Regions from separate parts of the Homo sapiens genome. Here all the other regions are linked to region 1. A link is a contact called in ENCODE Hi-C or POLR2A ChIA-PET data. All regions are on one chromosome and are shown on one strand. Each heading gives the region's core, a stretch centred on a gene start or an enhancer-like site at or near the end of the contact. The rest is flanking DNA. Distances are from core to core; before and after follow the strand shown.

What was found. Hi-C counts contacts between places; a loop is a spot of excess contacts on that map. ChIA-PET counts read pairs that join two places held with the same protein, here RNA polymerase II (POLR2A). Pooled maps may share reads with other maps.
Region 2: a loop to region 1 is called in a pooled map, with 2.1 times the contacts of the local background. The contact joins the enhancer-like site here to the promoter of MS4A15 in region 1. A Hi-C loop is called at or near these places in 1 of 168 maps with a recorded cell type or tissue (GM12878), 22 of 37 single-sample maps with no recorded cell type and 7 of 50 pooled maps.
Region 3: a map of naive thymus-derived CD4-positive, alpha-beta T cell shows a loop between it and region 1 (20-fold over the local background). The contact joins the enhancer-like site here to the promoter of MS4A15 in region 1. A Hi-C loop is called at or near these places in 5 of 168 maps with a recorded cell type or tissue (GM12878, HepG2, MCF 10A and 2 more), 34 of 37 single-sample maps with no recorded cell type and 16 of 50 pooled maps. POLR2A ChIA-PET finds 5 or more read pairs at or near these places in 1 of 52 experiments (GM12878).

What each region holds. Positions count from the first base shown.
Region 1 is chr11:60,755,606-60,758,305 of GRCh38, reverse strand. It overlaps MS4A15 (membrane spanning 4-domains A15), which reads right to left and starts at 1,439. Exons shown (of 7, transcript NM_001098835.2): 1 at 1,248-1,439.
Region 2 is chr11:60,497,103-60,499,802 of GRCh38, reverse strand. MS4A12 (membrane spanning 4-domains A12) reads right to left here. Exons shown (of 7, transcript NM_017716.3): 2 at 2,209-2,490. The coding sequence starts at 2,484. Among named protein-coding and RNA genes, the nearest start is that of MS4A12, 5.7 kb to the right of the region's middle. RefSeq lists enhancers at 433-562, 573-842. Within about 2 kb of position 1,367, at least 5 of the 41 ENCODE cell types and tissues checked have a DNase peak (open chromatin) inside an H3K27ac peak, as active enhancers do.
Region 3 is chr11:60,362,205-60,364,904 of GRCh38, reverse strand. No RefSeq gene overlaps it. Among named protein-coding and RNA genes, the nearest start is that of MS4A7, 15 kb to the left of the region's middle. RefSeq lists enhancers at 920-1,019, 1,110-1,189. Within about 2 kb of position 1,269, at least 2 of the 41 ENCODE cell types and tissues checked have a DNase peak (open chromatin) inside an H3K27ac peak, as active enhancers do.

The sequences.
Region 1 (2,700 bases), core at 190-2,689:
CTGTTATAAAGGAACCCTGGGATTGTCTTACGGGATTTTTTTTTTTTATGTTTGTATTGCTAGCTGTGAGCATTGAGGAAATAGATGGCCACCTGCTTGACCCTGAGTCTGAGCTGAAGCAAAAGGCCCTGTTCCCAATAGCATATCAAGTTGTATCGGGATATTATTATCCAAATTTTGCAAGGACTGCTGCATGGCTAAATCACTGTACTCACTCCACCACACAGTATATTCTGCAGCTGAAACCAAAACATTTACCAAAGTTTTCCAATCATGTGGAGTCATCTTATAGCCATTTCCCAGAGCCTCAATCACCTCCTTCGTAAACGGTGAATGTACACTGTTTTCACGGATACTTTTCTTTAACTCTTTAAAGACAGTAAAAGGCAAACTCTCATGCCATCTCCTGTTGCTTTGAACAATAACAGGGAATGCGCCAAAAAGCGCCTCAGAGTCTCCCTTCCTAAGTCCCTCTTGGAGGCACCCCTCTACTAAGAAAGTTTGACGAGGAGTTGGCGTTGAGGACACGGCCACCCGATCATATAGATATTCACTGACTGGAGGTCTTATCCAAGAACCATCTCTTGGGCGGCCTCCAGACTCCTCAAGGGGGATGGGAGGCGCCATTGCCTGAACGGGGCCAACGAATACAGGTCCCTTTAAGGGTGGAGGAAAAGAGGGCAATGGCTTTTCTATAGGGGGAGGAAAAGGCTCCGGTCCGTCCTCATGATCACTAGAAAAAAATATCCTCCTTATGCCCTACAGAAGGGAATGAAGTAGAGAGAGGACCCCCCGCCCGCCTCCCGCTGTCCTGGTTGGCTCCTGTTCTTCCTTCTCCTTTAAACCTCCTGAATTCCCTTCAGGCAAAGACGGGCGGTCTGACCCACTGCAATCTGGCAGATAAAGAGGATACAACACCGAGTGTACCGGCGCCCAGGTGGTCAAAACAATAACCTCAGTAAAATGACCTTGCTCACATCCTGTTTTCAGGCAGTGACCTACCTGCTCCATAACTCAAGTCTAAGGTTCCTTGATCAGGAAACCAAGGGCATTCCTGCCGAATTAAGATCATAGCGTTGTGTAGAGCTCCAGGCTCTGCAGTGCACTGGTTAGCCTTAAGTAGCTGTCGCACTGTTTTTAAAAAACACTTTCTGTTCTTTGGTCATTTCTTGACCCATGATAATCCAACCCCTGATATTTTACGCGTGGGTCCCATCCTCCTGACGGGAGTCAGGACTGTCCCTTACCGGGATTCCCCGAAAATTGATGAGTTTTCCTCCTTCAAGCGTAACTTCAAGGCGATCACGTCGGGGTCACCACTTGCAGAGCTTATAGCTTGCAGTGAACGCCAAGAATGAGTTCTTAGACAATTTCAGCTGAAGGGGGCTGGGAGAGGGGGTGGGGGCAGCTCTTCTGAGAGCCCGCCCTTGTGAGAGCCTGCCCTAGCATCTGTCCGCCAAGTATTTATTGAAAGGGATTGTTAAACCACAAACATCCACTAGATGGCTTTTTGAGGTGGGGTCATGAGACACCTGCGGCCTTGCAAAAGCTCTCAAACCACATTCTTAGGAGGCTGTTTTCAGCGTTCCTTATGACACACTTCACTCCTTGTCCTGTTTTTAGGGCCAAGGAGTTACATTCTTATGCACAAATAACATACACACAGTGCCTCCGTATTTTTCCATGCCCTGACCTCAAATGCCACGTACATAAGCTTGGATATGTTGCCATGTACCCCAACACTTTAGGTGTGGCTGGCCTGGGCAAACACTTTGGGAAAAAACACCCATTACCCAGGTGTCAGGAGATGAGCTTACCAGGAAACAACAGAGTGCTGAATCTGCCAGATTATACAATGAGATCGAAAACAGTCATCCTTCTTGTTGGCATGGGTGTGTGAGGAGTTTACCAGTTCAGTGTAAGGGTCTGAGATAGAAGCCAGGGTTTGAATTCTGGCTCCTCTTGTTACTGTGAGGCACGGGAGCGAGAGGGTCACCCTCTGCCTCAGTTTCCTTACCTGTGAAATAGGGATAATACCAATCTCATAGAGTTTGGTGGGAAACACACACCAACTTGATAAAATCCATCCCTTACAACGTGACTTGTTATAACACGATGCGGCTGAGATGTTTTGTTAAATATAACATATCTAAGCCAGTGACTTACAATGGACCGTGGATGTGCATTGCTTCCCAGTGCTCTGAGACCTACTATGCATGCTCGGGAGAGCACCAGCTTGCAGATTGTGCAGCAGATTCTCTGTGGTTCTGCAAGCGCTCTTGGCTGATAAGGGCTCAGCCTCACTGTTCTGTGCTCAAAATATGTGTGTCTTCAGGAAGCCTCTGTGCCATTTATTTTGTGATAGGTCTGACCTATATTGGTGAACAAAGGGGGCAAGGGACAGCGTTGGACCCTATGCAGAGAAATAGAGCGAAAAGGACACATAGGCTCTTGAGCAAGGTTTTCAGTGACTGGAGGCACCTCCAAGGAGATGGCTGAGAAAACACAGGATAAGAATCTGCTGGCATTAAGGGGTGGGGGAAGCCATTTGACATTTTTAAGGGCTTACTAACATGGCTCCCTTCAGCCTAGGAGGTGTGACCAACACGTGATGCTCAGAGTGGATCACCAGAGGGATTGTGCTGTGACTTCCCAAATAGCACCGTCTCCACTGAGTCTCTCATTTCCAGGATCTGACAC
Region 2 (2,700 bases), core at 118-2,617, 260 kb after region 1:
TGATTGTAGATTTGTAATTTATTTTTCCCCATGGTTACATCTTATCTATCCAGGGAGACTGCAAATACAAAGACTGCTGTATTTATTTCTTCAATAAATAGCTACTGAACACAAGTAAATCGAATTAAAATTAGAAAAAAACCCAGTTTCATAAACAATGCTAAAAGTTTCTTGAGACATCAATAAAAACCATGAACCTTTCTCCCTGAAAAATTATTCTTGCACATTCATACACACACATACCATACTTTTGCTTATAGCTTCAGAGAGATGATGGGCCACGTTTAGCCTATCTCACTTAAAGAACTCCTGTATTAGACTTTATATTTGGTTTTTACAACTGTTCTTTAGAGCAGCAATTCAGCCGTCTGGTCACAAACTTCCCATTCTCATCCTTGCTGTCACCTTGATGAGGGGCAGTTAGATCTGGATTTGTACTGGCCCTCATTTCTCCTCCTACAGCCCTGGCTGTACCATCTACTGATCAAAATTGCCTATAGGACAGACTTAAAAATTTGGACATACAATTTGTCTGCATTTTTGGCCACAGAAGCACTTTAAGGTCTGAGTTGACTGGTACAGGTGTGCCAAGTCCTGCCACCTGTGGCCCCTGCACTGTCATGATGCCCAGGGCCTGCTGATGGCATAGAAATAACAAATCTTCAGAGAGAGGAAGTAGCTTCTGCCAACTGGAGATTTTGAAAACAAAACTTCACATTCTTTTAAAGTATTTTTATCACACGCCTCTTCGGTGCCGGGCAGCATGCTTCAGTGGTTCCTCATCCACCCAGTCAAAGCCAAAGCCTTCTGCTCTGCAGGCCTCACCACCTGTGGCCTCTGCCACTCATCTGCCCTCCTGACAACTGCCCCCTCCCTCACTCATTCTGTTCTATTTTATTGGCCTCCTCCCGGTTCTTCAAATACCTCAAAGACATTTTCATCTAAAGACTTTTACACTGGTTGTTTTCTCTTTCCCTAATATCTGCAGGGCTCACTCCTAACTTCAGGTTTTTGCTCAAATGTCATGTTCTAAGGAAAGCCCATTCTGACCACCTTGAAATTGCTGCCTCCTCACTGCCTAGTACTTTTTAGCCCTTTTACACTTCTTTGTTTTGTCTATATCATTCGACACCTTCTAACACACTAAGTACTTTACTTCCTTATTATGTATACAGTCTGATTTCCCCCTCTAGGGCGTAAGTTCTGTGAGGGCAGAGATTGCACCTCCTTTGTGCTTAATGATATTCCAAGCACCTGTGTGGGGCTGGCTGTATGGGGTGTTAGTTTGTCCCATTGGCTTATTAGGAGCAGGGAATTTCCTCTATCTGGGAGGAGGAGGATCAGAAGGGCCACCTCCACAGCTTAGTAAATAGGCTGCTGCAGGAGAACTTATGCTCATTTTTACTTCCCTAAAACATCACAACTTGAAATACATAGTAAGATGGCTAGAAGAGTTTCTGGCACATAATGAGCATTCATTTACGGAATGCTCCAGCAGAGCATTTTGAGCTATTCACAGGGAGAGACTTAATATAATTTGGTGGAATTGTGCTAGCGGGATGAATGATGTATTTGGAAAGCACGGAGAAGGGACTAACAATTCTACCTAGGCAGGTGGAATTTTCTTACAAGTAGGGCATTTTTGTTTTTACAATGCCTACAGAAACAAGGCAGTCAGTTCAGAGTCTCCTTTGTAGAAGTAAGGTGACAGTTAAACTGTAGCATCTCTAAGGGTATTGGTGAAAGAGGCATAGCAGATGGAATGTCCCCCAATTCTTTCACACTCAGCCTTTCCCAGACTGCCCATTTGTAGTTTCCTTTTCTGGGGGCAGCCATCATTGTTCATTGTTATGTAAATTCACCTTTATGCAAAAACCAGACTTGTAACTAATCCAGAGATGGGATTGAGATTGTCCAAAAAGTCCTTTGAAGAAATGAGATCAAGCTAGATGTAACAGTGCTTCTGTCACGTCAATATTACCAAATTCTCCAGCTAGGGAGGCTCCTCTGTGTCTTGTTATATTTTTGCTTGATCTAAAATGAAATGAACTCAAGGGAAAGTCTATAGGCAGACTAAATATTTCTGTCTAAAAGAGATAATTTCAGAATAACGTTCAGAACTTTTTAGCAATTGGATGATACTCTCCTATAACTTATAAGAAGACCTTGCAAATGTGAAATTAAAATTCTGGTAGTAAATAGACTTACCCCTAGTGCCTTTGCTTCTTCTTTAAAGTTCATTACTGCTGTTCCCACACTTGGATTTATCATTTGTATATTTCCTTGACCCGGTTGACTGCTAGCAAAGATTCCCGGAGATGTGATGCCGTAGGGCTGAGCACGCTGAGCACCCTGAGCTTGGTTTTCTAAGTTGATTGAACCCAGAGGCTGTTGAAATCCAGGAGCCATAAAGCTGCTTGGTGGGTAAGGGTTGGGTATGGTTTCATTTACTTCAGCATGGCTTGTTGGCTTGGATGACATCATTATGTCCTAAGTATCACAAAACATACAAAAGTGATACGTTTATCCAGAAAAGAAACTAAAGAAAATCTTACCAAATGTCAAATGTCAATTATCTATGCAAATGGAGAGAACAAGTGAGCAGATAATGGGCCATAACAACTGATAGAAACATGATTCTCATAAGTCCCCAACCCCCACGCCAAGGACTGGTACCTGTCTGTGGTCTGTTGGAAACCT
Region 3 (2,700 bases), core at 20-2,519, 390 kb after region 1:
CATTCTCACCATTGTTGGCCTTGAGAAACCAATTTGTCATGTTGCAGTCTTGATATGGTAAGAGAGTATAAGCAGCCCTTAGGAATTGAGAGTGGTCTCTAGCCAATATCCTACAAAGACCTCGAGCCAACACCTGGCAAGAAATGAGACCATTTATCCTACAACTGCAAGGAACTGAATTCTAGCAATAACATTGTAAGCTTGGAAGTGGATCCTTCTCTAGTCAAACCTCATTTGAGGCCTCATCCCTGCCAATACCTTAAATGGAACTTGGTGAGACCTTGAAGCAAAGAACTCAGTTAAGTCATGCCCAGAGTCCCGACCTGTGAGGTAACAGGTGTGCTGTGTTAAACCTCTACGTTTGGGTGATTTATTATATAGCAATAGATAAAAACACTGGCTATAGAGTAGACAGTCCAGGTCTTAGCATTCTTTGGTTTCTCCTGGTGTGTTGGACTCAAGTTTCTCATTTTCCCTAAACTGCAGAGGATCTACAACATGATCCCCATGCGGTCCCATTCCAGCCTCTCTCTCTGAGCTGGAGATGAGGGGGAGGTTCCTCCTTCCTTCTCCTATAGTGACAGGAGGGAGGAAACCACACAAAACATCAACAATGTCCTTCTAACGAAATTCTCCAGTACAGTTTCCAAATGACATTCTGTTTCTAATGAAATCCTCTTCCTTCAGTCTTACTCAATTTCTTACTCTTTTACTCAATCTTTAATGTTTTATAATCTGGTTGAGAAAACCATGTTTGGCTCTTTTTTCTTAATTTCTACTTGGGTGAATGGGGTTTTATTGTGTAAATTAGGAGCGATTGTCATCTCTATGGCAAAACAAGAACGGGTGGTGGGTGTGGTCTCTTCAGGTGCAGACAATGAGGAGAAGCATGGTCTGTAGAAAATTTTACAACAATAACAAACTGCCATATGCTTTTTAGCATCCATTTTTAAACAATTCTAAACAGTATTGGTAACAGAATACTGCTCTCAGGAGCAACAACAACGAAAAAGATCTAAATTCTACCTGAATAATTACCTGCTCCGGGGGCTGACTCCTCCTTCTGTCCTGCCCCTTGGCACAATTCTGTGTCATCTCTTGTCTTCGGGCCACAGATGAAACTGAACAGAATGCCTCTCCTGTCTATGCTCTGTTATATATCTAGAGGGACAATTTAGCCTCTAGCTTTACACTGCCACATAGGGCTGAATTATACAGAAAAAGTAGTTCCTCAGGACACTTTGCTGCCATCTGCTGGGCAATTGTGAAAAGTACACAAAAAGTGGTTGGAGCCTCAGAGTTGCATAGCTTTCCCCCAGCACACACTTATGTAAGGGTGTTTTGTGTGTGTGCATGTGTTTGTGTAAATGCATGTGCCCCCAGCTATAAGAAAGCATATGGACCATTTAACACTATCGAAGATATGAAGAATCGAGTGCATAATTCCCTCCACATCTTACCATTTTCTTTGGTCTAGCAAGAGTGGTACCAGGAAGCCACTTGAGTGGTCTTGAGGATTCTAGGTGTGCCTGTGGGCAAGTGTTGGAGGGAGGAAGTGAGGAGGGTGTCTGGCTATGGAAGGGTGGTCTAGCTCTATCATCTAGCTCTGGTGTCTGGCTATGGAAGGGTAGTCTAGCTCTATCATCTAGCTCTATCATCTAGGGAAGCGAGGCAGGGAAAGATGGAAGAGGAAGGAAAGGAAGCTCTTAAGTCTTGATGAGATTACATTGTCAGGCTTTGTTCTAAGTGCTGGATATATATATTTTCTCATCCTGTCACCATGGGGTACTATTACATTTAACTATCTTCATTCTGAAAAGAGAGAGGAAGACCCCAAAAAGTTAAGGAAGTTGCTCAAGATATTTTTTTGTGTGTTTGAAGAAGTAAATAGGCTTCTGGGCAGAGTGCTCATACGTCTGGTCTGCTGGGTTGGATATCAGTGACCTTTCTGAGCCTACGCTGACCCTGAGTTTCAGGATCTGTAAGTGGCCCTAAGCTCCAAGACCAGACTTGCCCGCACCAGCAGGCTCTCTACCTTGGCTTTTGAAGCTGCGGCAGAAACAAATGCAGATGGCCAATTGTTATTTTCAGTGAGTGAACGTGGGGGCTTCCTTTGCTTCTGTCCTTAGAAATAAAAATAAATCTTCCAAGCCAGCTGCAACTCTGCCACCATACTTACTCTGACGACTGCAGTAGAATGTCAGCAACAGGTCATTGCAGGAACCTGAAACTTAGGTCTTTGTTTCCAAAGTTTGGGAAACACTCATGGTGTCTGAACATGGGGTGAGAAGGGAAAGGAAAACTGGGTTGTTTATAACTGTTGGGAAACAAAAATGTGCTATGTTTTCATGAGGTTTCTCTTCAATTGCTTTCCATTTGTTTGAGAAGAAATCTACTGCTTGGTTAATATGAAGTATCTCTTAGGCAGAAAGTTTTCCTTCCCATCGTTCTGGAGGGTATAGTTCCTTTGCACTTTATGACTCACACCTGACATTTTGTCCTGAAAAGAGTACTCACTGTTGTCTGAGGGGGCTACAGTGAAACACACAAAAAAGGAGGAAGGCAAGAAGGTCAAATGAGGAAAAACAACTATAAATATTTGCCACTCAGGGACTTTTATACATTTCAGAGCTGTATAAAAATGGTACATTAAATAATAATAAAATAACTTTGAGGTTCATAGGAGACTTATATTTTCTT